Linked DNA regions of Mus musculus: region 2 is linked to region 1. A link is a loop called in an ENCODE intact Hi-C map of the cell type or tissue named here. Cell type or tissue: heart. All regions are shown on one strand. Each heading gives the region's core, and the rest is flanking DNA. Links, peaks and the distances in the headings are about the cores only. Region 1 overlaps Auts2 (autism susceptibility candidate 2). Region 2 overlaps Gm36667 (a long non-coding RNA gene).

Evidence for each region. Hi-C counts contacts between places; a loop is a spot of excess contacts. Peaks named below come from ENCODE experiments on the same cell type or tissue, not always from the same donor. Only the 100,000 strongest peaks of a DNase experiment are listed, where the experiment ranks them.
Region 2: it touches region 1 in a loop (10-fold over the local background); 11 of 42 quality-filtered maps call a loop at or near these places.

Annotation. Positions count from the first base shown.
Region 1 is chr5:132,220,483-132,236,154 of GRCm38, forward strand. The region is part of intron 2 of Auts2 (autism susceptibility candidate 2); the gene reads right to left. Among named protein-coding and RNA genes, the nearest start is that of Auts2, 310 kb to the right of the region's middle. RefSeq lists an enhancer at 8,670-9,878. In heart, for the core only: a CTCF peak has its summit at 11,377; DNase peaks (open chromatin) are centred at 9,319 and 11,369; H3K4me3 peaks cover 656 bases; H3K27me3 peaks cover 1,190 bases.
Region 2 is chr5:133,576,207-133,591,878 of GRCm38, forward strand. It overlaps Gm36667 (a long non-coding RNA gene), which reads right to left. Exons shown (of 5, transcript XR_868576.1): 2 at 7,946-8,128; 3 at 6,100-6,118. Among named protein-coding and RNA genes, the nearest start is that of Gm36667, 14 kb to the right of the region's middle. In heart, for the core only: a CTCF peak has its summit at 9,177 (motif pointing left); no DNase peak of the experiment used is centred there; H3K27me3 peaks cover 1,547 bases.

The sequences.
Region 1 (15,672 bases), core at 4,626-12,625:
GTCACTTTTCCATTGGCAAGTACATTAGAGGATTAAATTGTTGACATATGCAAAGCGGTTTGTACAGCTCCGACTGATGGATAGCTTTAGACACAAGTCACATCTTAGTTCTGTTGTGATGTCTGTCATACAAAAACTCATCCCAACCTCCCCAGAAACCACCAGCTGAAATATGCGGTAAGTACCACTGCCAAGATGCCTTGCTACCCACACTGCAGTGCACTCGACGGAACTGCAGCTGGGGAAACAGCCATGCTGGCAGGCACCTAGCAGCCCTGCTATGCCTTCACAGGTGGGCCGAGACTTCCTCTTACCACTGGTGTGTGTGTGTGTGTGTGTGTGTGTGTGTGTGTGTGTGTGCGTGCACATGCGAGCGCTGCTTTTAAGTGAAAATACTACTAAATGCAGGAAAAGTATATGAGGGCTCCTACATTTTCAAATTAATTATGAGACTTTATACAAAAATAGGTAGACAGACACACAGACACAGGACAGACAGCTTGTAAAACTCTCAGGAAAACTAACCACTGTGTAAATCTTGAATCAAACCTCAGCATGAAGCAGACCGGCATGGACATCACAGAATGCCAAGCCTGTGCTACAGAGCTAAAGATTCTCCTTTATTTACTTGGCTAAAATGTACTGATTGCTGACCATGTGTGAGGTGTTGACTGAGGTGCTGGAGACATGGTGGAGTCTCTGCAGAGATGAAGCATTCTATGTAAGGGAAAGAACTTCAGAAGCTGATTGGCTGTAACCAGCACCTAATCATGCGTGGAGCTACAGGTGACCGTGGAAGGGCAGCGTGAAGCTATGGAGCATAGGAAGGACTGTGGAGATGGCAAAGTTGGAAAGGGCCTGATGTACAAGCATTAGGAACTGAGTATGTACTCCCCACAGCCAGGGAAAGCCAGGCACAATGGGATGCATCTGTAAGCAAAGCCCTGGGGCTGCAAAGAAAGGAAACTCTCTGAGTGTGGCTGTGTAGCCAGTCCAAGGAATCAGGTTGAGTAAGAGACTATGTCATTGCCCTCTGCCTTATATACATGTGCACGTTAAAGCACATGTGCACCCATACATAAGCCATACACAGACAGACAATGCGGCTGCCTCAGAAGCTATGGATTCCCAGCATGTTCATAGTTCGTTTTTTACAGTCAGGCATCTGATGTTTCCCTTCTCTTGTTAAGTTTTCTTTTTGATGTGCATGAAAGTTTGCTTTCATATATGTTATGTACCACATATTTACTGGGGTCACATCCCCTGGAACTGAAGTTACAGATAGTTGTGAGGCACCAAATGATGGGAACTGAGTGCATCTTCTTCTAGAGCAGTAGGTGCTCTTAACTGTGTTCTCTCATATTGCTACCAAGCCTACCCACCTTCCCCACTTCCCTCCCTCCCTCCCTCCCTCCCCAGCCTCTTTCATTATGTCTTTCCTTAAATGCTTGCAGTATCCTGACCAGAGTTAGTATATTCAGTAATCTAAAACTGAAAACGAGTGTCTTTAGTCACAGGCTCAAGAAACAGAGAGTTTGTCCTTTCCCTTTAGAAGCTCTAAAGCCGTGGATGACTTCATTTCTCAATTTTCCAACGATGACATTTACACACAACTGAGATCAACCATGTACCACTGGCCACTGTGACCTCTACAGTGGCTGCTACAAAAGGAGGCATGAAAAGCTTGAGGAAACTCGGACTCATAAACGGCTGGTGCATGTGCATGGTAGAAGCTGAAACTCCTGAGAGCAATGCAGGGCAAACGAGAGCTGTTGCAGACTTACTTCGCCCCATGGAGTTTCAAACATCCAGGCAAGGAAACATGGGATAAAGAAAAGAAGGGGGAAAAAAGGTATGTACAAACAAACACCAGCAACAGGAAAGGAGGAGTCAGTGGTTCTCCAGATGGAAAAAAGATCTTTTAGATGAAAAGCAGAAGCACAAATGGGAGATGAAACAGGGACTGAACCAGGGTCTGTGACATAGACTTGTATGCCCAACTACTAAGGAGGCTGAGACAGGATTCCCAGGGAGAGCCAGTCTGGAAACTTACAAGAATTATAAAAAAGAAAGAAAGAAAATAAAAGGTGGTGGGGGAGGTGTTAGTGAATGTAACTCAATAGTAACACAGTTGCCTTGTAAGGTCTGTTAGTTATCAGCACTCTGCAAAACAACAACAAAAAACAAGAGTTACTGATTCTGGGGCCCCTTAGGAACAGGTGGCAATTGGTATGGATGTGACATTCCTCTGTGTATCTACTCCTTCACATATCATCATGTCTCCCACTCTTCCATGACCTTTTAGAGCTATGAATCCATGGATAACCAAGGCTCTTCCAGCATCTCCATGGGATTCCTGCAAAGCTCATACTGCGTCCACTCTTTCTACTGAGGCCCTGACACTTTGTCTACCATGCAACCTACAGCCATCGCCACACATCCTGGAAATATGTTCTTCATCCTCATTGTCCTATGAGATATTTTCTCAGGACCACTCCCACCCACCCACTCAATAACCTACTCTATACTATAATTACATTGTTGTCTGCTTCTCTCCACCAGTGACCAAGCAAGAGAAAAGCAGGTCTAGGAACCTCTTGCCTTGATACAAACCATAAGCATGCTTATATGTAGTAACAACTTGAATAAAGTAAGTAGTATCTCTATCCTGTGCCTCCCATGTACTTCCTATAAAACCATAATGGTGAGAGTACCCCTAAGTGTGTTAAAAGAATTATAATAGATGAAAAGTGGTGTGGCTAGACAGATGGCTCAGGACTTAAAAGCACATACTGCTCTTCCAGAGGACCAGGATTCAGTTCCCAGTACTAACACTGTCGTTCACAACAGCCTATACCTGCAGCCCTAGGAATTCTGATATCCTTTTATAATCTCTTAGGGCACCTGCACTCACGTTCACATGCCCAAACAGAAACACAAACACATGACTACATTTTTTGTCTTGGATATTTTCTTTATTTACATTTCAAATGTTTCCCCCTTTCCAGGTCTCCCCTTCAGGAACCCCTTTTCCCATCCCCCCCTGCCTCTCCTCTATAAGGGTGTTCCTCCACCCACCCACTCCCATCCTCCCTCCCTGGCATTCCCCTACACTGGGCATTGTGTTGCTCAGGCCCCAGGGCCTTTCCTCCCACTGATGTCCAAAAAGTTCATCTTCTGCCACGTATGTGGCCAACAAACACCATGGGTCGCTCCATGTGTATTCTTTCATTGGTGGTCCAGTTTCCAGGAGCTCTGGGGATGCCTGGCTTATTGACACTGTTTCCTCCATTGGGGCTGCAAAACCCATCAGCTCCTTCAATCCCGATTCTCCATCTCCTCCATCAGGGAGCCCTGAGCTCAGTCCAATGGTTGGCTTCGAGCTTCCTTGATTACAAATTTTTAAAAAGTGTGTAGAACCTTCTACAGTAAGCACTTAAGGAGACATTTTCATTATGGATGCTTCTCCAAGGCCTGATTATAGATGCTACATGATCCCCACACCACATCAGCATACCTCATTCAGTAGGCTGACAATGGCTATAGAGACAGTTCTCTCTTGGAAGCTGTAAGAACTGACAGCTATCTGACTTAACACAGGTATAAGATGACAGCTATCAGAAAAGAACATTTGCTCAATTCTCTTTCTCCATCCTACAGAGATGAGAAGGATCTACCTAGACAGCACAGCACCATAGCCTAAAAGCAGCAGTGATGGTACATGGCCCTCCATTGAGAAAGGGTTCATAGGAGTAAGATGTTGAATTCTATAAACGTCATTCAATATTCATCAACTCAGAGGTGTTCTTAACCCCCCACCCGCTTTAGAGGGGGAGACTGTGGATCAAAGAGCGCACTTCACAGATAGTGTTTCATGAAAGAGAAGGTATCAAGTTTATCCCCTGGCAGCATGCAGGTGGGCTGAAGCTGTCCTGGCTTCTGCAACAGGACAGTGGGGACTCAGGCAAGGAGAGTATTGGGCAATAGCTCACAGGGGGCCTGAACAGGATACAGTCCTGAGCCTGTGATGCTATATTGATTTTTTTAATGACTACTTTAAGCCTGTTGAGTCTCTGACATTTAAGGGGGCTCCTTTAGAAATATTTCTAGAGGGCAGATTCTTGTCCTTCAAAATGAATGGGAGAAAAAACATGATTACATTTAGTCCACCAGATTCACTGTTCACATACTCAACCTTAAACATGTTAAGCTCCAAGAATCAGTGCATGCCACAGGCATTTATGGGTTAGAAAGGTGATATATATGTTGAAGATAACGGGATTTGATAGCTACACAGACTGTGTCTGCTGTGCAAATACAGCATATGATATCACCATAAAAATCTAAATCTTTACAAATTGGATTTCCTTAAATCAGATATACCTATAGCATGACAATGTTCCACTTCAAAACAAGACCAGCCTTTCCCAGGAGGCATGCGCTAATCTGTCAGACAGCCTTGTCATTCTTTGATGCATTATCCCAAGCCACCATTCATCATGCTTCCCACTGTGGGAACAGCTGCTGATCTCAGCAGTCTCCCTTGGATAGGCTTGTAGCTCCCTGCCACCCACCCCCACGAATTTCTGTTTTCCTTGCCTATTCTGTCACCTGTAACTAAGCCCCAGCGTTGGGACCGAACACCTCTGCATAGTTCCCAACAAGCCCTGCCACCATGGCCTATCTACCCAATGACTGATCTCTATACTTTACCCCCCACATTTGGGAGACTCCTGCTCCAATACACCATGCTCACTGTAGTTCCCTGGGGTAGTTTAAACCATTTCCCTCCCTGTAACTGCACTCCACTTCCACGGAGGCCTCCCAGTTCTTCTGTCATGTTTTGGACTTATCTTTGGTCTACACACTCTGTCAAGGGAAGGCCTTCTCTTCACATTGCATTTACTTTAAAATCTACTTTTTTTTACTTATAATAACATGTATGTGTGCATGTGCATGTTTGTGTGTGCACATCATGCAGGTACCAGTAGAGGTCAGAGTTAATCCTTCTGGGAGAGAGTAAGACCACTATCACAATTTTAGAGCCAAGTTTAAAGCAAACTTAACTGGTCGGTTGGTGCACTGGCCAGGACCATACTTGAGATTCCTATAGTATAGCGGCAAATGACACTTGTCAGAGGCTTAAAAGGCAGGCAAAACCCACTGGGCTATGCAATTGCCACCTTCATCCAATCAGGGACTAGCATACAACCTGACATACTTCCTGCCTAAATACCTCCCACCTACGTTATCAAGCACAGCCAGTGCACTTGGGTCAACCAACCTTGCTTCCAGAAGCAAAACCACATGCTTTGTTCTTTTCCATGAACACCAGCCTCCAGTATTCCTTGGGTAAGCAAGGCTTACAAGTAAGAGACATTTTCATTTTATAGAGCTCTTAAACACAGTTTGACTTTAACACAGATTCTTCAGGTATCCCATCAGAGGCAGTGGATGCCTCCTGGAGCTAGTGCTTACCAGATGGCCATCGTCAGTGCTGGGAACCAAGCTTGGGTCTTCTATAAAAACATCAAATATTCTTAATCACTGTGCCATCTCTTCAATCCCAATATTAGACTTATATTCCCACAATACTGGATATAATTATGCACCAAATATATGATTCACTGACCTATCTCCTTCTTCACAAAGCTGACTGTGGATCTGGATTTTAAAATAGTTTCTACCCACTGAAAGAGAAACAAAACTAAGAATATATTCATCTGGTCAAAAGAGTCCATGAAGCGTCTTGGTGTGAAGCAGAAGCAGAACTCTGGATGTTTGTAGAGAAAAAGATGAAGCCATGGAAGCCGGGGGCATGGCACTCCTGAGAAGACAGGGTTGCTGGTTAGTGAGTCTCTTAGTCTTTTAGTTTATTTTACAATTCTTTATTTCGTGTGTATGAATATTTTCCATAGTGAACCTGGTGCCCCAGGAAGTCAGAAGTGGGCTTTAGGGACCCTGGACAGAAGTTCTTGATAGTTGTGAATCACAAATTGTGTACTGAGAATGGACCCTGGGCCCTCTTCAAGAGCAGCAAGTGCTCTTAACCACTTAGCCATCTCTGAAGTCCCTGCTAGGTAGTTTTAACTGTCATCATGACACAACCTAGATCCACCTGGAGGAAAGCATGAATGGGGGAATATCTAGATCATATATCTATATTGGCCTGGGAGCTTACGGGGGGTGGGGGGCTGTTTACATTGTTAATGGGTTTCAGGAAAGCATTTCTATAGGAGTGATAGAGTGGGACAATGCTGAAAGCACAGAATTCAAGGACTATGCAGAAATACATTAGAGGTGTTGTGCTGACTTCCCACTAGGAAATATCTCTTTACCAGTTCGTTCCTCACTATGGTCACTCTGGTGCACACAGAGGCCTCTCCCTGCTACTTCCCAAAGCCACTCACTAAAGGTAGGAACAAATAGCAGAGAACAAGGCTTCTTTGTGGAGAGAATGGATCTTCAGAGTAAGATGTGAAAAGGGCACAGACAGGGCAAACAGGAAGGACCTTGAGTTTCTCAAATGCTGGCAGATGGCCCCAAATTTCTCTCTTGAGAGTGAAAACACATCTGCAGGTAGAAAGCATTGTTATTTGGTAAAGAAAGCTTGAAATTGTGTTCAGGAGCAAGAAGCTTGATAAGTAATGAGCTTCCTTTTCTCTTTCACCACATACCTTCCAGGACCCAATCTAATTGAGTCCATGAACATCTTCAAGCTATGAGATTGCAGGAACTGTGGTGTCATTTAAAGTGATACTGAACAGCAAGGCTCAGCAAGTATATATGCCTCCTACCAAGCCTGATGGCCGGAGTTCCATTGCTGAGATCCACATGCTAGGAGGAGAGAGTCGACTCCAGCAAATTGTTCTTTGACAACTGATTTCCCCAGGTTATACTCGGATCCCTGTACATGTTCTTTGACATGTGTGAACCTACCCCACCAACACACATGCATACCACACGCTCACACACACTCATAGGCATGCATGTGTGTGCACTCGCGCACACACATACACAGGAAAAAATGAAAAGACTGTGATAAAGCTGTCGATTTTGTGTGGATATATGCCATGAGCACAATGCCTACAGAGTCAAGACGGGAGCATGAACTGGGGTAGAGCTGCAACTGTAGGCTGTAATCTGTCTGATGTAGGTATTGGGAAGTAAGTGCGGGTTCTTCAGGGCAGAAATCTCTTTAATTACTGAATTACTTCTCTAATACAGATACATTTTATTTTGTAATGAACTGACCAGAAATGCCATAGGTAAACAAATTTACAAACAGATAAAAAAATTAAAGACCTCTGGGTACTGATGAAGTATAAATATAAGAGATACAGCACATCAGACAGGAAAAGCAGGCTGGCTACCCACAGTGTGCCGAAGTTGAAAGTACAGATGCAAGGTTTTAGACAGCGAGCTATGGTAGCTTCTTTCTATAAAGTTTAAGCTGTTGATTCCACTTAAGAAATATGCACTAAAGACTTCAGCACTGCATGAAAGGAGACATCCACGTCAAGATCTTTCCAAAAGGCTCTGAACAAGGACAGGACAACAATGTCTAACCTGTAGTCCTGTGGGCTGCTTCAACAATGGTGAATATACAGAACCAATTGCCCCACAATTCACATGGCATGAACTCAGATAGGGAAATGGATGTTTGAGCTACACACAATCAATGCATTCTCAATAAACAGTATCTGATCTCTAATATGAGCCTTGTCTGTATCAACATTGATACAGGCTAGCAAAAACAAATGATAATTTCATAACTTTAATGATGAAATAGAACTAAGGTTATTGAGAATAAAATTATTATCCTACAAACCTACATCTCAAGTCTGAACTCTGGGTTAAAATAACTATACTTGAATATATTCATCAATATCTACATTATATTGTGGTATTCTACTAAGTACATCAAGGTAGCACAGGGTGGCCTGGAATGTATTACACAACTAAAAACAGCCTTGAACTTCTAACCTCCGTATTCCAAGTGTTAGGAATACCACTTTACATCCCCATACACAGTGTACAATGTCTTAAAAGTCAAAGTTAGATTTCATGTATGTAAACTTGCCCTTACCAACTGACTCACACCTCAAGTGCAAGATACTCTAAACTCGTGTTCACCAGACTGATGGAGTCATGATGTAGCTACAAAGCCATGTGTGCTTCTTCAACAGGTACTTTCTTGTATCTCAGATGAAAACTACATACCCATTTTCCTTAACTTTGATTTATTTCTTCTTGCACCTTTTAAATTTACAAGTGTTGGCTAAATTCTATTGACAGACACCCACATATCTAAATCTTTTCCTATCCACTTTATTTTCTCTACTAAACCAGCCTCTTACTAAGAGCTTGATAGGAAAAAAATAATGCACCACTCACCCCCCCTCTCTCTCCCTCCCTCCCTACCTCTCTGTGTGTGTGCATGTGTGTGTGTTTGTGTGTGTGTGTCCATTCCTTCCCCAGACAACTGCCAGAATGATTTTTAAACACACATAGCACACAGAGAGAGGGGGAGGGAGAGGGGGAGGGGCAGGGGGAGGGAGAGGGGGGAGGGGAGGGGAGAGGGAGGGGGAGGGGAGGGGGGAGGGAGAGGGAGAGGAAGAGGGAGAGGGAGAGGGAGAGGGAGACCCATACTCACTCACTCTTACACAGACTTCAAGAAGCCCCCATCTGTTTTTCAATACCATAATGAAGCCTCTTTGCCAGCACCCTTCAGAAGCAAGCTCTCACCATAGTTCACCCCACTCATTTCCAGCCACTTGTCTTCTTTCATCCCAACCCGCTGCAACACAACAAAACTGTCATTCCTCCTAGGCAAAGATTAACATTCAGAGCAAACCCCCCAACATTCATCTGTGGAGAGTCTCTTTTTGTGGTGCTTCCAGAGTCCATGATACACAGCTATCAAAGTTCTGATTCTGTAGCAGGAGACCTTCCCGGAGATTCTCAGGATGTATTTAAGCAACAGCTGTTATTGAAAGATCAGGAAGTCAAGTTCAGGGACTGCATTTATTTGAACAAACAACTACACATTGCTTTCAGATACAGCCAAGATTCTGAAGGTAGCTCAGATCGTGATGGAGGGTAATAGACCACAGGTAAATACACAGGAACGTCCTTTCAGGACACTGGCAAGCACAGCTGGGTAGAAGCCAACTCCTGCAAAGTGGCTGCATTTGTCTTGCTAAGGGTCAGCCATGACAGCATCTGTCAAGACGAGCTTGAACAGAGGAACTCAGAACCCAGCCTAGCAGTAACAGGATACATCGGTATCTGGTTGGAGCACAAACAAGGTAGACTTTCTTCCTCTGGCACAGGGCAGGCACAGGGCCAAGCACACACAGTGCTCTCTGTTTTTGCAAGTCTAATGCGGTCTGCTGAGGGGAGGGGTGAGAGATCACCAGTTCATAATGACTCTCATTATGTCTGCTGCGTTCTGAGCCAAGATTAGACACTAGACAATCCTCTGTCCAGTGTCAAGGGCTTTCAACTGCCCTTTCAACAGGATAATTCCACTTCAAACTAATTTAGGTTTCTTATAACCCAGGCTACCAAAACTGATACACTTCACTGTCTCGGCCTGGAAAAAGAGGTTAATGTCTGCTCCAAGAGAAATACAGACTCGGGTTTGGAGTCTGTGTCGGCTCTACATGAGCGATAACAAACACAACACCCTAAAATCTCCCACCATCTGCTGAGCTGTCAGCCTCCCTGCAGGAACTCAATTTCTAAAGATTACAGTCCTTTTAGTATAGAGCCAGAGGAACACTCCAGAAGAACTTTAGAAAAGATATTAGCATTCCCACTAACATCAACAAGGCTGTGTGAGGTTCACTTCAGGACAGAAACAGTAATTCACCTTCGTCTTCTAGACACAGAAAAGCTTTGGTGACCAAACAGAAACCTGAAGCCTGGAGTGGGCTCATGCTCATGTCTCCAGCACCAATTCCAAAGGCTAACGCAGGACTGTGGAGAGTTAACAGCATTGTAGATGGGAGTGGCAGGCCAGCTAAGCATACACAACAAAACTTTAAAACAAAACAAAACAAAACATACTTAAAAACTTAAAACAAACAAACAATAACAACAACCCACTCAGTTTGGGGTTTTCAGTTTACGTGAATACATAAAGACAATAAAGGCAAGGTATTAATTCAGGTGATTCAAAAATCCAGGAAAAGAATTAAAAGAAAAAGAAAAACCAAGCCAAAGACACTCAGCTACTAAATGAAAAGGTCATGTTTGAAGGCTCCAAGGCTCACTTTATGTCTACAAATATGCTAAACCCACAAAAGTTTATATAAACACTGAAATTTTCCGTGTAATAAAGGTAATCTTCTATACCTACCAATGTACTCACTCCTCCCTCTAAAGCACACAGGCTTTGATGTGGTAATTTATTCTTCACATACCAGCTATCTGTGCCTACCCAAGCCATTACGTCAACAACTATGCATAATATTCTAGAGAAGTACTACTATATAAAATTTTGCATTTAAAGTACAAAAATTTTAAATAACCTTTAGACTGAACCAAAATGCATAAATAACCCAAAGGAACTTGGAAACCTATGTTCACTTGGTGAGTACACAGCCTGTTAACACTAACAGCACCCCTAGCGCCATGCTCAAATATTCCCACTCTGTCCAAAGTTCCTATGCTCATCCAAAAATAAGCACAAGTCAAACAAGGTGACCGCTGCTTTAAAAACTTACATTTTAGAATTTGGTATAATTTTCCTTTAATGGACACTGTAGATTCGGGGACTTACGGGGGAAATAAAACATCTCAAGAGAACACTGAAAAGCAATAATCTGAAGCCATTATCACAGCCTAGGAAGGCTCGACTTACATTTTCTAATTCTAATTCCCTCACTCTGAAGCACAAGAGACTGCAGTCTGTACAGCGGGCAACCCAAGCCCCTGCTACATGGTTGACGGAGAAGCCACTCGCAAGGCACACAAAGTGTTAAATCACACAGTCAAGCTGTAATCCTTGACCAGTGACCCAGGAGGCTTCAGCCTGGGACCTTTCAGGTGTCACTGCTCAGTGTCTTCATACAACTACACTGCAACACTGCTCCTGAAACTTCCTCCTTAGCAAATGTCACCTTTTACCTCTTCAGCCTCTCTTCAGCCCATCCTCACCATTTTTCCTCTACCTGAATCCTCCCTAGATACAACTTTAGTCTCCAATAAGCCTTGCCAAAACAAAAGTAAGGCGTTCCTTAATCTGCGCTTCCCGTCTACACTTGCACACCAGCTGCAAATGCTCCTTCAAACAAGCAGGCAGCTCAGCTAGCTGGGTTTTTTCAGTAACAAAGGACAGCCCCGCACTTTTCCATTTGAGGCTGCAGAGGGAGCCAGAACCATGCAATGCGAAAGAAAGCAAGTCAGCAGTGTTTGGAGGACTGGGAGAATCCAAGGCTAGTGAAAAATATGAACACAGGAATACCGCAGACATCAACTCCAAAATGAAGGTTTTTTTTTTTCAATAAAAATAAAAAATAAAATAAAGCTCTCAAATTAGTAGGTCTTCTCATAAGACTTCCTTTTGAGGTATATTTTAGGAAGGAATTTCTAAAAGTATTTTAAATTTTTATTTGTGTATGTTCATATGTGTTTGTGTGTACATGTGCACACGCAAGTGCAGGTAGATGGGGCAGCCAGAAGAGGGTGTTAGATCTTCTGGGGACAGAGTTACTAGTGGTTTTGAGTTACCCAACATGGATGCTGGCAACCCAATTCAGGACCTTGACAAGAGCAATTGCTATTACCCACAGAGCTATCTCTCCAGCCCCTGCAGTATTTTTAATCAGAGTATATTAGAAGCTGACCTGACCTTGCCCCATAACACACAGCATCAGATCAGAAGGCAGAGAAAGAGGAGCAGAAGGCAGGGTCAGAGGCAGAGCCACATGTTTTAAGAAGTAAGATTGCCAATACAAAAGACAGAAAGCCCTGACTGATCCCAGTCTGTGATGTTGTGACAGGTCATGAAAGGAGTCTCAGGAGACTGTCACCTCCAACACTACCTTGTGACAGTGAGATGCCACAGCAGACACAGCAGAATGGAGAAGACAGCTGTTCTAATCAGTGGCAAGACAACAGTTAACTTGTAATTCCAAGTGATAAAGAGAGCTTATTCTGACAGCTCTTTCCTAACAAACCAAAGACACATAATAACAAGCTACGATGATATCAGTGTGGTTTATACTGTAATGGAGAGACAAGTGAGATTTTGTATAATGTGAAGGTTTTAGGCAAAGCCTGAACAATATATACTGTCAAACACTCTAAAACTAAATGTGAACTGGTCACCCCATGATACATCTTGAACAAGGAAAACAACAACAGAGAATCTGGAAGAAATTTTAGAATACAGAAAAAATATGAAAGTAGGTTAAAAGTGCAAATTCAAACAGCATAAAGACATGAGGCTCAACCTAGAGAAACACATCCTTCCAAAGAGACGATTTTCTTTAAAATACGTAAGCAGGGCTAGGAATGTGGGTCCACTATAGAACATGCACTTAGAACACCTCCATCCTGCCTTTATAGAAGATGGTGTGTAGCTTAGTAAACACTTGCCTAGGATCCCCCAGTGATGGACTGGGGGTGTGGTTATGTGGTGGCACACATTTCCCAACAATTAATAAAATAACAGGATGAAGTAATATTCAAAACAGAATGAAATAACAGAAATGACCCAGAAGTTACAAAGACATCATTCATAAACAAGAACATTAAAATATTTACTATAAGATCCATTTGGATGTTTAAAAGACAAAGATGTTTATTATTTAAACAACACAACCTGTTTTTAACCTCTAAAACTACTTAACACACATAGGAGAAAACGAGATCAGTAAGCATGAGGCTAAGCCAAAGAACTATCCAAAAGGACACACACACACTCTCCATCTCTCTATCACTTACACACACACTAACACACACACACACACACACACACACACACACTTAAATACAAGATGACAAATAGTTTGATATCTCAGAACTAGAATTCCATTGAAGGTAAAATAAAGATGAATTCTCTCTTTAAAAAAACGTCAAAGACAGACTAGAGAGATGGCTAAGTGGTTAAGAGCTCTTGCACCCCTTCTAATAGATTCCAGTTCAATTCCAGTACCCCGATTGGGTGGCTCACAACAGCTTGTAATGAAAGTTCTGGGGTATCTAACCTCATCTTCTTCTGAAGGCACCTACACCCATGCACATATACACTCATGTACACACGCGTACCCATAATCATGTACACACACATACACTCACAAAATAAAATAAATCTTTGAGGAAATAATGACCCAAAATTTATCAACATAAAAATTATGCCCCCATAGAATAAAATAACTCAACAAATACAAACTAGAAGAAACATGTATAAAACTATACTAAAACTCACTGCAGTCAAGTGCTCTAAATGCAGGGATTAAAAACTCTGAGTGGCAGAGAAAATCCTTGCTATGGTTAAGAAGAATTTAGGTGGCATCAAATGTCTTGTGGGAAATAACTGAGAGAAGACAGCATATCAGCACATTTAAAGTGCATGCACGAATGCATGTGCAAACACAGACAAATACAGAGAGAGAGAGAGAGAGAGCCTATTTATCAACAGAAAACAACCTCTGCACCTGAGTGTCCTTAGATCATATATATCGTTTGCCATATACTAGACTATCTCAACAAGAAATACTAGAAGGAAGTCCTTTGGTTAACAGGAATAGCTCCACTGTCAGTCCGACTTAATCAAACGAAAGACACAGTAACTAACCATTTGGCTTGTTTGGTCTAATCAATATTTCCTGATTGAAAATCGCTTTAAAAAATTTACTGGTAAAATATAAACAACAGAAACAAATTGCTGTCTGTTTAACATATATAAATGTACACTATGAAATGTACACTATAAAAGTTAGGATGGAAGAAATGCAAGCCAAGAACAGAATGGAATGCTAAGTTTATCATTCATACACCATATATGAAGTCATGTATCACTTGAAAAGCTCTTACAAGCTAAAGATACAACACACACACACACACACACACACACACACACGGAAAGCTATCATCAATATAAAACCAGTGCCAGCCCGGCAGACTTGAAATTGACCTTCTCAATGGACAGCACTCCTATGAAAAGACAGAGGGAAGGGGCTGGAAATCTGCCACATTCGTGTGTCTTTCAAATGCTCACAACCCGAGCTCAAACCATCAGGACCAAACACACTTTTCTAGCCTCCGAAGGCACCTGCCCTATTCCCACGTGCTTCCCCAGCCATGCACATAGCAACACGCACATTGTTTTTTAAAATGACCAAAAAATCTATTTAAAAGGTAGGAATAGTAAGTAAAATAGGGCTTTATGGACACACATTTTTTTAAAACTATATTTCAGACTACAGCCAGGGATAAAGACATCTATTTAATAATAATAACACACATTCATCAATCGACACAACATAACAATCTTTAATGTTTATGTGCCTAACAACAGAGACATCAGATAAAGAGAAGGATTAAAACTAAATTACAGTCAGAAACATGAATCAATCTCCTTTCTCTCAAGCAAGCAGAAAACACTCACTCAGGTTATAATGCAACTAGAGATCAAAATGAACAGCTTGACCAGACAGGTATGTGTAATACACTCTACTCAGCCACTGGGAATAATGACTTGGTCAATGCACAGGGATCACCTACATAGGCAAACTGTATTATGACGATAAATTGAATGACAATCCATGTTGGATGTGAAGTGCCATAAATCATGCAAGCAATCACAGGGTCTATATAGGTTGAAGCCCACAAATAAAAAAAAAGTATCATAAAAAGGAGCTAGCAATCACAGGGTCTATATAGGTTGAAGCCCACAAATAAAAAAAAAGTATCATAAAAAGGAGCTAAAAAGTATTTTGCATAGAAAATGAAAACATATTAAGAGTTTGTGGGGTACTGCTAAAGTAGTATTATGGGGTACATTTATACGGTAAATTTATATGCCTATATTAGGAAAGATGATTCCAGCTTCTCCTTTAAACTAACCCTGATACACAGCAGCATTGGTTGGCCATGTGCTTATGGAACCCCAGGACTCAAGGACGAAGGCAGGAGGGTCATAAATCATAGGCCATCAAGAATACAAAGCTGGGTGAAGTAGCACATGCCTTTAATCCCAACGCCCAGGAGGCAGAGGCTGGTAGATCTCCCCACATTTGAGACCATCCTGGTCTATAGAGCTAGTTCCAGGACAGCGAGAGCTGTTACACAGAAAAACCCTGTCTCATAAAACCAAAAAGAAAAAGAAAGAAACAACAAAATAAACATTAATTCGTTCTCACATCAAAGAAAGAATGAAAGAAAGAAAGAAAGAAAGGAAGGAAGAAAGAAAGAGAGAAAGAAAGCAAAAATATGAGCAGAGTAAACCCTAGATAAACAGAAAGAAGGAAATCAATGAAAAATAAAACAGCACAGAAAAATCAATGAAAGCAAAGCTGTTTCTTTGAGAAAATTGGTAAAAACTGATAAATGCCTATTCATACTCACATGCAGGGAGAGCAGAGGAAACAGATATAGACAAACAAAGTCCGATGCTAACAATAATGAGTGCAGATCACCCTGCTCGGGATAGCTGTT
Region 2 (15,672 bases), core at 4,805-12,804, 1.4 Mb after region 1:
CTAGTTCTGACTCTGTCATGGGCTTTTTTCATTTTTCTTTTTTTTTCCTTTTTGTGTGTGTGTGTTTAAGAAAATAAACCATATATGATAGTAAAAAATAAAATCCAATACAAGATTCTACAGTTTCCATTCAAAAAGATAACTCTAATATAAAAAAGTTCCTTGAGCTGTATAGTCACTGGGTCTGCTTCATTTTGGTATGTCATGTTTTGACTTGCTACTTAATAAGCAAATAAAAATGACATTTTAGGAAGAGAAAAGAGTAGAATGTACTCTACAGCTAAACCAGGCCTCAAAGTGGAGCAGCTTCATTCTGTCCAACTCTGTGACCACAGAACTATCATATGAAATTGCAATGCACAGGGCTATGGCCAAGACAGAATGAGCTAAAGCACGTGGACATTCCTTGTACATAATAAACCGTGAACGTGAACTTGAACTAGAAAGAAAATGATTAGCAGCAAGGCATGATTATCTATATGGTTCTGACAACAGCACCATTTTGCCACCTGCTGCCTAGACATTTCTGTAACGGCATGACTTTGCTAAGACGTGAACTTTGCATGCTGGTGTTTGCCCAGCTGTAAAATGAGATATCTCCGGGGATGGCAAACACAGCCAGCTCCTATAAGTCCATGGGGATGTTTATCTTGGCAATGAGAGGTGGAGGGGGCAGGATCAGGGGCTTTAGAAAGGATGAGTGAACAGATGGCAGGTGGAACAACAAGCCTTACTTCAGAGGACAGAAGCAGCAGCTAAAATCAGTGGACATGCTATGAAGGTAGCTTTGGCCTAGGGCCACAATTATTTACCTAATTAAAATACTAGTCACCACCAATTGTGATTCTGCATTCGCTCTTGTAATATTAGCTACGAGGAAGGCTGAGGTAGTAAGACCATCATTTCAAGGATACTTGAATTACATACAAAAATAAAGAATGCTGGGGAGGTATCTTAGTGGCAGAGCACCTGCCTAGAATCCCCCAGTGAGGGGCTGGGGGCGTGGCTCAGTGGTAGAGCCCCTGCCTAGAATCCCCCAGGGAGGGGCTGGGGGCATGGCTCAGTGGTAGAGCCCCTGCCTAGAATCCCCCAGGGAGGGGCTGGGGGCATGGCTCAGTGGTAGAGCCCCTGCCTAGAATCCCCCAATGAGGGGCTGGAGGTGTGGCCCGTGGTAGAACAGTTGTCTAGAAGCAGTGATGTTCTATCACTAGTCTGGAACTCATTTAGTAAACTAGGTTGACTAGCTAGTGAACCCTAGTGATCTACCTGTCTCCATTTCCCCAGTTAGATTAGAAGTGTGCCACCATGTCCAACACTTTTCAGGTGGATTCTGAGAATCAAACTCAGGTCTCCTGCTTGTGCACTTTACTGAGTGAGCTGTTCTCTCAGCCCCCAGAAGTTCATTTACAACTGTCATGCCAGAACAGGCCCAGTTCAGATCCTTGACCTTTCAACCCGAGGTCACCTCTAAATCCCACTTCCTAGGACAAGAGGAACCTCCATCTTTGAAAGTCTTCTTGTTCTGTCTTTGTATCTAATCTGTGTGTGTTATTCTGAGCTGGCCTTAACTGTGCCCCCAACCAGAAGCCTTCGCAATCAACTGAGCTGGTTTTCATTCTTCATTTAGTTCTTGGACTCACTCCCTGCTCTGTCACCACGTTCATAGGCAATGAAAAGTGAAAACCATAATTTGGTCCAGGATTCTAACCATGTCTTCCTACCTGAATCCTTTCTTTGCATTGGTTGCAGGCACTCACTATGGAGTCCAAGATGGCCCCAAACTCATGAACTTCCTGCCTCCTACTTTCCAGCTGTTAGAAAGATGTGCACTACCATGTCTGATGGTCTAGTTGGAATGTGAAATGTCCCTCAACAGGCTCACTGTTAACAGTGTTTGAGAAAGTTGTAGAACCCACAGGAATTGGAGCCTTTTTGGAGGAGGTGGAGGCAGGCCTTGAGCTGTTACAGCACAGCCCCATTTCCTGTTCCTACTTGGCTTCCTGAATGCAGATAAAAAATGACCAGCCAGCCTGTTCCTGCCACCATGCCTTTCCTGCCAGCTTGTGACGGTTTCACAGTGCAGTAGTACCTTGGAGAACAAAGCCCAAGGAATGCCTCAAAGATCTCTCCATGCAATAGAAATCATGCAGGGGTTGGTGGGGGCCACAAAAGGCCACCTCTGAGAGAGGAGAGAGAGGCAGAGACAGACAGAAAGAGGGAAGGAAGGAAGGAAGGAAGGAAGGAAGGAAGGAAGGAAGGAAGGAAGGAAGGAAGGAAGGAAGGAAGGAAGGGAGGGAGGAAGGAAGGCAGGCAGGCACAAGATTTTATATAGGGTATGCAACTTGTGCAGACAGTGGAAATGAGTTGTATTTGACATCTGGTGATTACTGTGGCTGCTGAGTCACTGAAGGCAGGCTGCAGGCTACAGGAGAACACCTGGTTCTGGAATTTAGGCTGTTTCCAACACAGATCCCATGTCTTCCTCACCATCACAGAATGGCTCCCCCCTTAAACCATAAGACCAAAAAACAAAAAACAAAACACCTTAAGTCACTTTGTCCTGCTATGTCACAGCAGCGACAGGAGTGACTAAGACACTTGGTTTCTTGGTTAAGACTATGAAAGACCAGAACCCAAAAGAAAAGTGTCTCCTCAGCCAGGATGCCCCAAACCTGAGTACTTTTCAGTGTTATAGAATGCTACCCTCTGAGTAAGACAGTGGATATCCTCATAAGACCAGCTCTTCCCCCGTGCAGACCATCAAGGTCATACCTGTGCACAATTGACATGCTCTCAGAGAGGGAAGGGGTAGGGAAGGTCAACAGACCTCTCCCCAAGATTCCAGCTGCTCCTCTCAGTCATTCCTATGCCATTCTGCCCTATCACACGTGGCTTCTGGGTCTTTGAGATACTAGAGTACATAAGCTAGGGAGATTTTTAACCAAAAAGGGGCACATGACCTATGTGACAATGGAGTAGCCATCATCCATTCTGGGTGACAAGAACCTCAGTGCTTTGGGGTCATTGATATTCCTGCCCATTTTCTCTCACGGTAAGTAATCCCAATCTTCCCATTGGTTCCCTCGGGTTAAACTTTGATGGAATTCTACTTTGGCTTGCCACTGGGACCTTATAAGGAAAGGGTAGATATTGGAAAATAGATACTTAGGTCCCTGATCGGCCATTCAGCATCAGAATTCCAGAGGTGAGAGCTCAGAGATCTATTTTTTTAAACCCTCTGGATGCTAAGACTGAATGATCCTAACAGGAAAGCTTAGCCCTCCCGCATCTATTTAGTGCAATATGGAACCCCTGCACCGTTCTCAGGCTATTTGTTTTTTAATGATTGATGAATCAATCTAGCAGTAACTCATATCTCCCCAGGCCAGTCACACCTGCCTTGAAGCTGGTATTGCTGCTAAACACCAGCCCAGGTGCCGGAATCCCTGGAGAGGCCTCTCAGCCTGCAACCTGTCTGAGTAGCATGACCAAAGCCATTGGACAATTCACAGGAGATCAAGTCACTGGTAGCCTCAAGGCATTCTGACTCCTGTTGTTCTCAGCAGGGCAGGGGCTGGAGAGCAACCTGCTCACCATGGGGCTTCTGCTGCCACTCTAGAATCAGCCCTGTGACTCAGAGGCCACAACCCTGGGCTTACCTTGGGACCAATATGTCATTCACTCTCAGAAGCCATTACAGCAGGGTCTGTGGCAGCTTTCTCTGTCTTGCATGCTAAGTCAAGGGTATCTGTTCCATATGGTGGTGAATAATTTACAACACAATTTACTTCCTGCTTATATAGCTGATTCCATACAAAGCTTCCATTTGCATATTTATTAATTTACAAAATTAATGCCATTTTCTTAGTCCCGTACAGGATGTGTGGCTGGTCCCTGTCTTTGAATTAATTTTAATCTAAGGTGGAAACATTTGTTAAGGGAGCTGGCTCAGGCCAAAGTAATCAAATTCGTGGTAATCAAATGCTGGTAGGGGGTGGGGGAAGAGAGAGCTAACATTTATTGAGTGCCTAACCATGCCAGGCTCCAGGAAAATTAATGGTGCAGAATAGAAGTCTCCAAAAACATCCCCTTAATGTGATTATTGTGGCTGTTTTACAAATAAGGAAATTGAAACTCAGAGAGAATATGGTGCTGGCCCTCATAAGAGAGCAGAGTCACAGATGCTTAGAAAAGTCAGGAAGCAGTATTGCCCACCACTCTGACTTCTTATTAGTCAATGAAGGCCATTGCTACTCATAATTAATCTGGAGGAGGAAGTACTTGAAATTCCAGATATTTCCTTGTTCATAGATATTCTTGTTGACAGGGAAGAGAGGAAGATACACATTGAGTATTCTACCATGCTAGATGTTAACATTTGTTCAGATCTGCATAAGGAAAACCAACTCCATCAAAATTTCCCAGTCATGACTGGGGCAAAACGCTTGCTATGTAAACTTGAGTATGTAAATTCAATTCTCCAAACCTATGTAAAACAGTTGGATATGGTGTTATATATTTATAATCTCAGTGTGGGAAATATAGAGACTGGAGGATCCTTGGAGCTCACTGGTCCACCAGCTTAGCCTACTTGATGAGTCCCAGATCAATGAAAGACCCTATCTCTGAGGAATGACACCTGAGGTTGGCCTCCACAAACCAGTTCACATGTATTCATTCACATCTACACACTCATGGATATGAGTGTGTGTGTGTGTGTGTGTGTGTGTGTGTGTGTGTGTGTGTGTGTGTGTGTTATATTGCACTGTGATGATTTGAATAAGAATTGGCTCCTCAGAGGTTCATATATTTGAATACTTGTTCATCAGAGAATGGCACCACTTGAGAAGGATTAGAAGGTGTGGCCTTGTTGAAGGAGATGTGGCCTTGTTGGAGGAAGTGTCACTTGGGGTGGGCCTTGGGGTTTCAAAAATGCAAACCAGTCCAAGTGGCTCTCTCTTCTGCTGCCTATAGATCCAGATGCAGAATTCTCAGTTACTTTGCTAGCTCCATGTCTGCCTGCCTGCCACCAGGCTCTCTACCATGACTAAACCTCTAAAATTCTGAAACATCTCCAGCTAAATTTCTTTTTAAGAATTGCTGTGGTCATAGTGTCTCTTCACAGCAGTAGAGCACTGATTAAGACAAGTGCAAAATTTCACCTTTATCTCTTAATGGATGACTATGTAGTCTTTACCTCCCCATAGACATGATCTTCCTGAGCCACTAATGTCCTCTCTGTCTTTCTATTGCATCTCAATAAAACTTGCTCTCTCTGTCTCTGGAACAAAATATCCAAGAAAACTTAGAGAGGAAAAGGTATGTTTTAGCTCCCAGCTTTGGTGTTTGCATGGTTAGTTGGTTCTATTGCTTTTAAGGCAGGAACACATGACAAGAGCATGTAATAAATGCAGTTACTTGCCTCATAGCAGGCAGGATGCAAAGACAGAGACAGGAAAAAGCTAGCACACACCTCCTGCCTTGCTTGGCCTTGATTGTCAACTTGGCACAACCCAAAGTTATCTGAGAGAAAAAGCCTCAGTTAAGGAGTTGTCTAGAACAGACTGGCCTATGGGTATGTCTGTGGAAGACTGTCTTTATTTTGAACTGAGGTAGGAGGGCATAGACCACTGTAGGTAGCACCATTCCCTAGGAGGATGGTCCTAGGCTGTCTATGGAAGCTTAGAGAAGCATGAGTATGCAGGCAACATTTCTTATGGTTTCTGCTTGAGGTCCTGGCTTGACTTGCCTCAATGATAAGTTATGAACAGAAAGCCAAAATAAACCCTTCCCACCCCTAAGTTGTTTTCAGAGTTTTATCACAGCAACTGGATGAAGCTAGAACAACCCCACAGACCTGACTTCTTCCCACTATTTCTCAATGCTACCATAGGCTGGGGCTAAGCCTTCAACACCCAGGCTTTTGAGAAGCAGCCCATATAAAATCATAGCATCACTCCTACCATATGCCCTCTTGCTCCTCCCCTTCTGTGTGCTGTTTCCTATGTTGTCCTTTCTTGTCTCTTCTGCTTTACTCTCATAAATTAAAATCTATGCTTCTAACCACTGCCTCGGAGGGTCTTGAGGGTTTGAACTCACCCAGCTCTTTTCCAGGCATCTGTAAGTAAAACAGGTCAGATAGTTAATTGAGCACTTAAGAGCCATTTCTGCTCCCAGCACTTATATCATGCATTCCACAAACACTTAGATCTAGTTTTGACTCCCTCTTCTGGCCTCTGAGGGTTTCTGCACTCAAGTCTACACACAGAGATGTAACTTGGGTGGGGGGTGGGAGCCATCAATGCAAACACAGCAAAAGCAAACTTTCCAAGCCCTCTTTCTTTCCCCTAAGAACCTAGCTTACATTTTTTTTTGCAATTTCTTATTAGATATTTTCTTTATTTACATTTCAAATGTTATCTCCTTCCCTGGTTTCTGCTCCGAAAACCCCTATCCCATTCCCCCTCCTGCTGCTCACCAACCCACCACTCCCTTTTCACTGCCCTGGTGTTCCCCCACACTGGGGCATAGAGCCTTCTCAGGACCAAGAGCCTCTCCTCCCATTGATGTCTAACAAGGTCATCCTCTGCTCTATATGAAGCTGGAGCCATGGGTCCCTCCATGTGTACTCTTTGGTAGGTGGTTTAGTCCCTGGGAGCTCTGGAGGACACTGGTTGGTTCATATTGTTGTTCCTCCTATGGGGCTGCAAGCTCCTTCAGCTCTTTCAGTCCTTTCTTTAGCTCCTCCATTGGGGACCCTGTGCTCAGTCCAATGGTTGGCTGAGAACAACCACCTCTGTATTTGTCAGGCACTGGCAGAGCCTCTTAGGAGACAGCTATATCAGGCTCCTGTCAGCAAGCGCTTGTTGGCATCTACAATAGTGTCTGGGTTTGGTGACTGTATATGGGATGGATCCCCAGGTAGGGAAGTCTCTGGATGGTCTTTCCTTCAGTATCTGCTCCACACTTTTTCTCTGTATCTCCTCCCATGGGTATTTTGTTCCTCCTTCTAAGAAGGACCAAAGTATCCGTAGTTTGGTCTTCCTACTTCTTGAGCTTCATTTGGTCTAGCTTTTTTATACTGTCCATATTGATGCTAATCATTTATCCATTCCTCTTACACCTTCAGCCTTCTGTCACTTTCATCATTCTACCTACTGTCAATATCTTCCAATATGCTTCGCTTATTTTGTTGTTGTTGTTGTTGTTGTTGTCGTTGTTGTTGTTGTTGTTGCAGTGCTGGAGATCAAATTCAGGGACTTGTGCATGGTAGGCAAGCAATCTACTGCTGAACCATTTCTCCAGCCCCTCACTGGGGGATTCTAGCAGAGGCTCTACCACTGAGCCACGCCCCCCAGCCCCTCCCTGGGGGATTCTAGGCAGGGGCTCTACCACTGAGCCACGCCCCCAGCCCCTCACTGGGAGATTCTAGGCAGGTGCTCTACCACTGAGCAGTGCCCCCAGCCCCTCCCTGGGAGATTCTAGGCAAGAGTTCTTCCACTGAGCTATGCTATCAAACCTTTTATTTCTATTTGGAATCTCTATTCTGAAAGTTCAACCTAGCCACCTGATAAACCATGCCACATACTGTAGGTATCAAAAAGATATTGTAGCCCAAAGTGAACAAAGTCTGAGCCTGGAGGGGTACCTCCTGGCATTTGTTTTTTGTTTTGTTTTGTTTTGTTTTGTTTTGTTTTAGATTTCTATATTTGTCTCTCAATGCCTTCTCAACCCTGAGGACAAACCCAGAGAAAGACAAAAATACTTTTAGGAGTAGGGAATGATTCCCTGTGGGGTCTGGAAAAACTTCTCCAAACACCCAGGTGTAACTTTAATTTTTTTTCAAATGTCTACTTTTAAAGATTTTTCTTAAATGCTTTAACCTCCCTTCTAGCCCACCACCCACCAAAGGTCGTGGAAAAGAAAGGAATCGGGGGAAACGGACCTATTTAGAAATGGTTCTTTGAAGGAAATGCCATCTGCATTGTCAGGAAATCAGCAGTTCAGGTTACAGGTCAGCAACAGCAGCTCAGTCCACTCTGAAACACTTCACAGGCACACCAGCAGTCCAGTTCAATCGTGTTGGGATAGCAGTAGTGGTGTCACGATCTAGCAAGAACAGCCAGGCCTTAGCCAAATCAACACAAGTCAACAGGAGGGGACCAGGAGGGAAGTCAAGAGAAGCTCTGTGCTGTGTCTCTCTCAATGAAGTAAAGATCAGCAAAGTTGGGAAACCAACAAGCGCTGTACTGCTAGCTCTATAAGCAAGCCTTGTTCAGCCTCCATTACTGGCCATTGAGTTCTATTTATACTTCTTCCAAACATCACGTGCACTCCATCAGTCTTGCCTCAGCACATGAGTCTGTCTCAGCTGACATCAGTCTGCCAATCAGCCCAAGTCCGCAGAAACATACAAGAAGTCCAAGAAGCCATAACATACCACCAGAAGTTTGTTGGTCCGTTTCTCTCAATGGAGTCCCCAAAAAGGAGCTCAACCATACAATGTAAGGCAGACCAATACATACATGTCATTAATGAAGAATCGTTCACCACTCATTCTTTTACATGCTTTCATTAGCAAAACATCCTTTCACGTGTGTCTATGTCATAAAATGTTCCTTCCCATGTTTGTCCCAGCAAAACACCATCTGATGATACAAATGACTTCCCAAAGAACCCTTACATTTCTACTTCATCAGGACTAGGCCGCTTATTGTCCAACGGCTGTCACCAAGCTTACTAAAGGAGAAATGGTGATTACATGAGGACTTCCATGACAGACAGCATAAGTTGGTTTTACTGCCTCACACTCAAAACATGCTGAGAGGAACGATCGCCACAAGGAGTAATGTTCTATACGACTTTTATTTTGATTCAGTTTGGTTTTGTTGTTTGTTGTTTATTTTGCTTGTTGGTTATCTGAGATAGGATCTCTCTATGTCATCTGGATTGGCCCATAGCTTGTAGCAATTCTTCGGCCTCCATCACATCCATCAAAATGTAATGCTTTAATTGAGGAAAAGGCCTTCAAAGAACCAGATTTGACCCTCCTCTCTGACATTCATCTCTTGAATTATCTGACCCTTTCACCCAGAACACTGGGTGAGGAGCTCCAGTTTTTCTGTCTGCCTTTGAGCCCAGCTGCCACTATGAGGAAGTCTTGGGCTCCCCCTCGAGGCCAACAGTAAATCTAGGGAAGAAAACTCCAAGAGACACTGCAGGGTCTTAATTGGCTGAGGACAGGAACAGCAGTAGGGAACAAGAACTTGGATAAAGAAATGAGAGTGGTTGGCCCAGGATGTCCAGGCCCTTCTCCTACTGCAGACAAGAGGACATTGCAACGATATCTAAACAAAGTGAGGTAACAGCTGTGAATCTGTGTCTCCTCTTTAGAAGACACTAAAGGGAAAAGGAAGAAGGCAAGGGAAGGAAGGGAAGGGAAGAGAGAGGGCGACAGCTTTCCTGTGTATTCACCTTCTGCTGCTGTGTGCATGATGTTTTTAATCCATAAATCATCATTAAAAGTCTTGCTGTTTTTAATTCCTTCAATAAACTCTAAGGCATAATTCTGTACCTGAGTAAAATCAAAGGCTCAAATTTGTGTTAAAAATGGGATTGGGGGACAGGGGCAGCGCTGGAGAGATAGCTCAGTTGGTAAAGTGTTTACTATGCAAACACAAAGATCTGACTTTAATCCTTAGAAGCCATATAAAAAGTCAGGTATGGGGTGGTATTTGGTAAAAATCCCAGAGCTGGGGCGACAGAGACAGGTAGATCAGGGGACTCACAGGCCAGCCCCAGGTGAGTTCCATGCCAATGAAAAACCTGGTTCACAAAATAAGATGAATAATCTCTGAAGAGCTACATCCAAGGCAATCCTCCAAACACATACATGCACACCTGTTTACACATGAAAATGCACGCACACACACACACACACACGCACACACACACACATTAGTGATATCTGGGTCATAATGTTGGATGCCTATGACCCCAGCACTTGGGAGACTGACACAAGTAAGTCATGAGTCTGAAGCCAACCTAGACTATCTAGAAAGTTTGAGCCTGTCTGGGACACATAGTGAGACCCTATCACAAAATAACTAAGGGTTGGGTGCATAGCTCAGTGGTACCCTAGAGATCCTAAGCCTTGGGTTTAGACCCAGCACTAAAACCAAATAGGTGTGCTCATTAATGGGGTCTTTCTTGTGACTCCTCTTTGTGCTTGTGATCTCCAGGAAAAAAATTCAGATGACACACAGAGATCATTGTATAGATGATTAGGTGTTTGGAGATGGGTAGGTGACTCAGTAGGTCAAGCACTTTCTATAGATTTTTACCACTATCCCCCCTTTAAATGAGACATTTATTATCCCTTTAAATGGGGATTCTGAGCTCCTATCCAAAGGCACAGCTAGGAAGTCAGCTGAGATGAAATTGAGTAGAACAGATGGCCTAACACAGGCTCAATGCCTAGTGTCTTTAAAGAGCTTTGACTCATAACACAAAAGCAACCACAGACAGTATGTAAATACATAGGCATGGCTTCTTCCAACACACTTCATTTATAAAAACCAGCAGTTACTGGGCATGGTAGCTCATACAAGAGGATCTTGAGTTCCTGTCCAATAGGCTCTAGACTTATTCTAAAACAAAAACAAAAACAAAAACAAAACAAAACCCAAAGGCTGGAGATGTAACTCAGTGATAGATTGCTTACTTAACACAGGAGCCTATGTTCAATCTTCATTCATCCTGCCTTAAAATGAATGGATGGATGGATGGATGGATGGATGGATGAATTTGTGAAAGAATTAATGGGGAAAGAAAGAAAGAAAACAGTCAATGGTGGCACAATGCCTGTAATCCCAGTACCTGGGAAACGGAGGCAGGAGGATGAGAAGCTAAAGGTCAGGTCTAGAAAGGTGGCTTGGTGGCTAAGAGCACTTGCAGCTCATGCGGAGGATAAGGACCTATATCAGGTGCTTTCTTGAGATAGCCTACAGAAGCATATTCACACACAGACACACATACGTATACATAATTAATCAATGATAAAATAAATCTTCTTTTTCTTCAAGTCTGAAGTCATTCTCAGCTACATAGCAAGTTTGGGGTCACCTTGGACTACATGAGACTCTGTCTCAAGAACAAACAAACAAATAAACAAATAAACAAATAAAACGCAGTCAATGTGTCTGCAAGCTATGGAGTGAGCTTTGAGGAGAGTGTGAGGAACAGAATAGAGAGACTGTAGACAGGCAGAGAAACGGGGATCCTGAACTATGCATGACCACTCTAGCACTTGGCCACTCTTCAGAGTTACTCATTCCTGCCACACAGCATCATTAGGGTCCAATTCTATCACTATGAATGGTGATGCTAACGCTGTGGTCAGGGCTGTCATCTGTGGCTCTGGACTCTGCTCACCCGAGTCCACTCGATGTGGTGTCTCCCGCCATATGTCTGGCCACCCTGCTCATTAATCACACCCCTGAAAAGTCTCTTAATTACATTATGTTCACAATCCATAAAACATAATTAAAATATGTAAATCCATTATACTCTTTAATGAGCACATTGAGAGCTCAAAATTTTAAATTAGATATAAAATTGATGTGAACCCACTAGTATTGACTACGCATGACCATAAATCACTCTCAATTTGGACTGCCATGAGGGCCTCGCTCCCATTGGATGTGGCTCTTTCCCCCTATCATTTTTTAAAAGCTGTTTTAAATGACGTATGATCTTTAAAGGATAGCAATTACTGGCTCGCTTAATCGACAACACCAATATCCACAGTGATAATGTCTCCAGAATGCATTGTGGCTTTGCAGAGGACTAGCACAAAAATGAGGTCTTGTGTCTGTGTCAACGTGAATGATTTTTTTTTCCATCTCGGTATAGATATATCCGTGATTCTTTTTTCTTTTTCAAGAAGAGTCTCACTATGAGGCTGTGATGTTTAATCTCAATTGCCAAATTGATAGGATTAAGAGTCACAGAAGAGACAAACTTCCAGACAGTTGTCAGGAAATTTCTAGAAACAGTTAATTTCGGGTGGAAAGACCTTACTCTGAATGTAGGCTGTACAATTTCAAGGGCTGGGGTCCTCTCTGCATCATCTCTGCTTCCTGGCTATGGATACAACATGATCATCTACCTCAGTCTCTTGCTGCCATATCTCTCTTCCCCCATGAAGGACTGCAAGGCAAAGCAAACCGTTGCTCCTTTAAGTTGCTTTGTAGGGTTGCAGCAACAAGACAAATAACCGATACACTGAGCTTGCAGAGGTGTTAAATAAAAAAACTTTCAATAGACTGTATCATATTTTTAAAGGATGTGTATGTGTGAGAGAGAGAAACGCATGTTAGTGTAGATGCCCATAGACAGTAGAGTGGAATGCCTAGAGACAGAGCAACAGGTGGCTGTGACAGGCTGGGTGCTGGAAATTGGACTCAGGACCAATGCAAGAGCACTGTGTATTCTTAACTGCTGACCCACTCCTTCAGTCCTTGAATAAAAACTTTTTTTCACTGCCTTTAGTTTTCAGCCTAGGTGTGATGAGGTCTATGTGAGCTTCTTTTCCACCACCCTATATGTTTTGTTGTTGTTTTGTTTAATCCTACTGAGCTATCCATATAAAGCTTGCTCCAGCTAGTCCTTTGGGGGAAATTTGTCCAACAATACAACCCTAATTTCATGCAACTGATGGACCAGACAGTCAACTAACCCTTCCTGTGTATTGCAGAGCAAAGCCTAAGATGTGCTTGTCTAAGTGACAGGAAGAGACAGCCTTTAATCTGCGGGTGATTTCTCCTCAACAGCTCTCTTTCCATCAAGGCAGATGGTTCATAGACCCATCCTGCGAGTGTTATGATACTTAATGCGACAGAAGAGACCTGGGTGGGGAGAGAGGAGAGGTGAAGATGAGATGAAAGACAATTATCATTTGTTTATGCTCCTAATCCTACTTAGAGCAGAAGTTGTCACAGCTTGAAAGTGGAGGGCAGGGCCAGGACACCAGGGAGGAAGCCCAGATAAACACAGATCAAATCCAGAGGCTCAGGTGAGCTTAACTAACAGCAGGAACTGTGTTTGTTTTCACAGGTGCAGGCATGCTTTCCACCAGTCTGTTTACTTACATATCAAAGCTTCTTTAACCCCAGTCTCAATTTGGCATGAAAAACTACTGCTAAAAAATTTATAACAATGACTTGGGGTGTAGCTCAATGGTAGAGCACCTGCTGAGAATCCCCCATCTAGTGGCTGGGGTGTGGCTCAGTGGTAGAGCTCCTGCCTAGAATCCCCCAGTGAGGGGTTGGGGGTGTGTCTCAATGGTAGAGCCCCTGCCTAGAAGCCCCCAGTGAGGGGTTGGGGGTGTGTCTCAATGGTAGAGTGCCTAACTCTACCCCTCCAGTGAGAGCCTGGGGAAGTGACTCAGTGGTAGAGAACCTACCTGGAATCTCCCAGTGAGAGCCTGGGGTAGGACTCAGATGTCCAGAGCACCTGCCTGGAGTTCCCATGAGGATTTGGGGATATGGCTCAGTGGTAAATGGCATGATTAAGATTCTCTAGCGAGAGGCTGGGAATATGACTCTTTGATAGAGGGGTTCCATCTCCTTAGTTTCCATCTCCAGCACCACAATAATATTAAAAGAAATAGAATAAGTGATGAATATATTTAATATTTAATTACCTTCTGCAGGGCAAATAAATCACATAAACAGTTTAGTAAACTCTGGAAACAGCATAGAGCCGCATGAGCAGTAGAAACAAAATAATAATGAAATAATGAGTAAAGCTATATATTTTAGCCAATGAAATTTGCATAAGTACAAGAGTAATGGAAGTTGTGGTAAAAACATAAAATAATGCGCAATGGTGCATCTCTTTTAATATGGCTAGCCACTTGTTCAATTGTTTCAGAAATATCAGTGGTGTTTAAAACACACAGCAAGTTATAGATGATGATGTGTGCCTGTAATCTTAGTACCCGTATGGCTGGAATGGGAAGATAACTATGAGTTGGAGGCCAATCTGGGCTATGACACTTGTCTCATGGAAACCATGCAATCATAATCATGATAATAAGCATAAACATATCCATACATTATAGTTCTGAAAACATAACCTTTAAAAATAAAGAGGGCAGAAGTGGAGAAGGTGTTACACAAAAATGTTCATATGGTATCGTTCTTAATGGAGCAAAATGTGAAATAAATGAAATGTCTATATCTATCTGGGAAATCGGTCTGATATAGTAGAATATATTTTAATCCTACAACAGAATATTCTATCTTCTACCCACTGCTTTGGTTTATATGGAGAAATAAACAAAGTGTGAGTTTTCTTCTAGTTTTGTTTGTCTTATTGTTTTAAGACAAGGTCTCATGTAACCTAGGCTAGCCTCTGATTCATCATATAGCTGAAGACAGCTTTGAACTTCTGATCTTCCTGCTCCAACTCCCGGTTGCTGAGATTGCAGCTGAACACGATCATGTCTGGTATTGTACAGTGCTTAGGATCTAACCCCAGCCTTCATGTATGCTGGGCAAATAGTCTACCAAATAATCCACATCCCAACCCTTCTATAGTTTTTACATTTATTTATCATGTGTTCACACATGTACATGTGTGTTCATACATTTGGAATACAGAGGATAACTGAGGCCAAACTCAGTTCCCTACATCTCCATGTGGGTCCCAGGGATAAACTCAAGTCTTCAGGCTTGATAGCAAGCTCCTTTGTCTGATGAGCCATCTTGCTAGCCCCCTTTAAATTTTAATATGCTAAGTTCTTCCATCCATCCTGCTTTGGTAGGAGAAACTGGTTTAAATGTGTGATATGATGTGGGGCTGAGTCTCATCTTCGCCACCAGTTGGGTTATTATCTTTGCTCTTAATTGTGATCCAAGATAATAGCAGCAATCATTTCCTGCTTGTGGTGGTTTGAATATGTTTAGCCCCATGGAAAGTGGCACTAATAGTAGATGTGGCCTTATTGGAGGAGGTGTGGCCTTGTTATAAAAAGTGTGTCACTGTGGAGGTGGGGCTTTGAGGTCTCATATATATGCTCAAGTCTGTCCAGTGTGACACAATCTCTTCCTGGTTGCCTTTGGATCAAGATGTAGAATTCTTGGCTCCTCCAGCACTATGTCTGCCTGCACACTGCCTTGCTTCCCACTATGATGATAATGGGCTGAACCTCTGAAACTGTAAACCAGCCCCAATTGAATGGTTTCCTTTATAAGAGTTGCCTTGGTCATGTTGTCCCTTCACATCACTAAAACCCAAACTAAAACACTTCTAGAGTTTAAGTCTGTGCTCCAAAATATACATGTTCAAAACAACCTTTACCTTTACATATTGATGGCAATTGGAAACAAGGCATTTAGAAGGTGATTAGGCTTAGATGAGCTTATTAGATGGTCTCATGATATAGTTGATGATTGCCATAGTCATTTTTCTAAGAAGAACAGAATACTGAGCAAGCAGCACACTTCCTGTCTTGCCATATCGTGCCACAGGACGACACACCCTAGACGCCAATCCCACACATATTTTTTTTAATTACCCCATCTGTAGTTGTCAATGAAAGCATAAGAAAATCAGCCAAGATATTGCTTTACAGTTCAATTGTAAATGTGAAGATAGTTGTTGCCT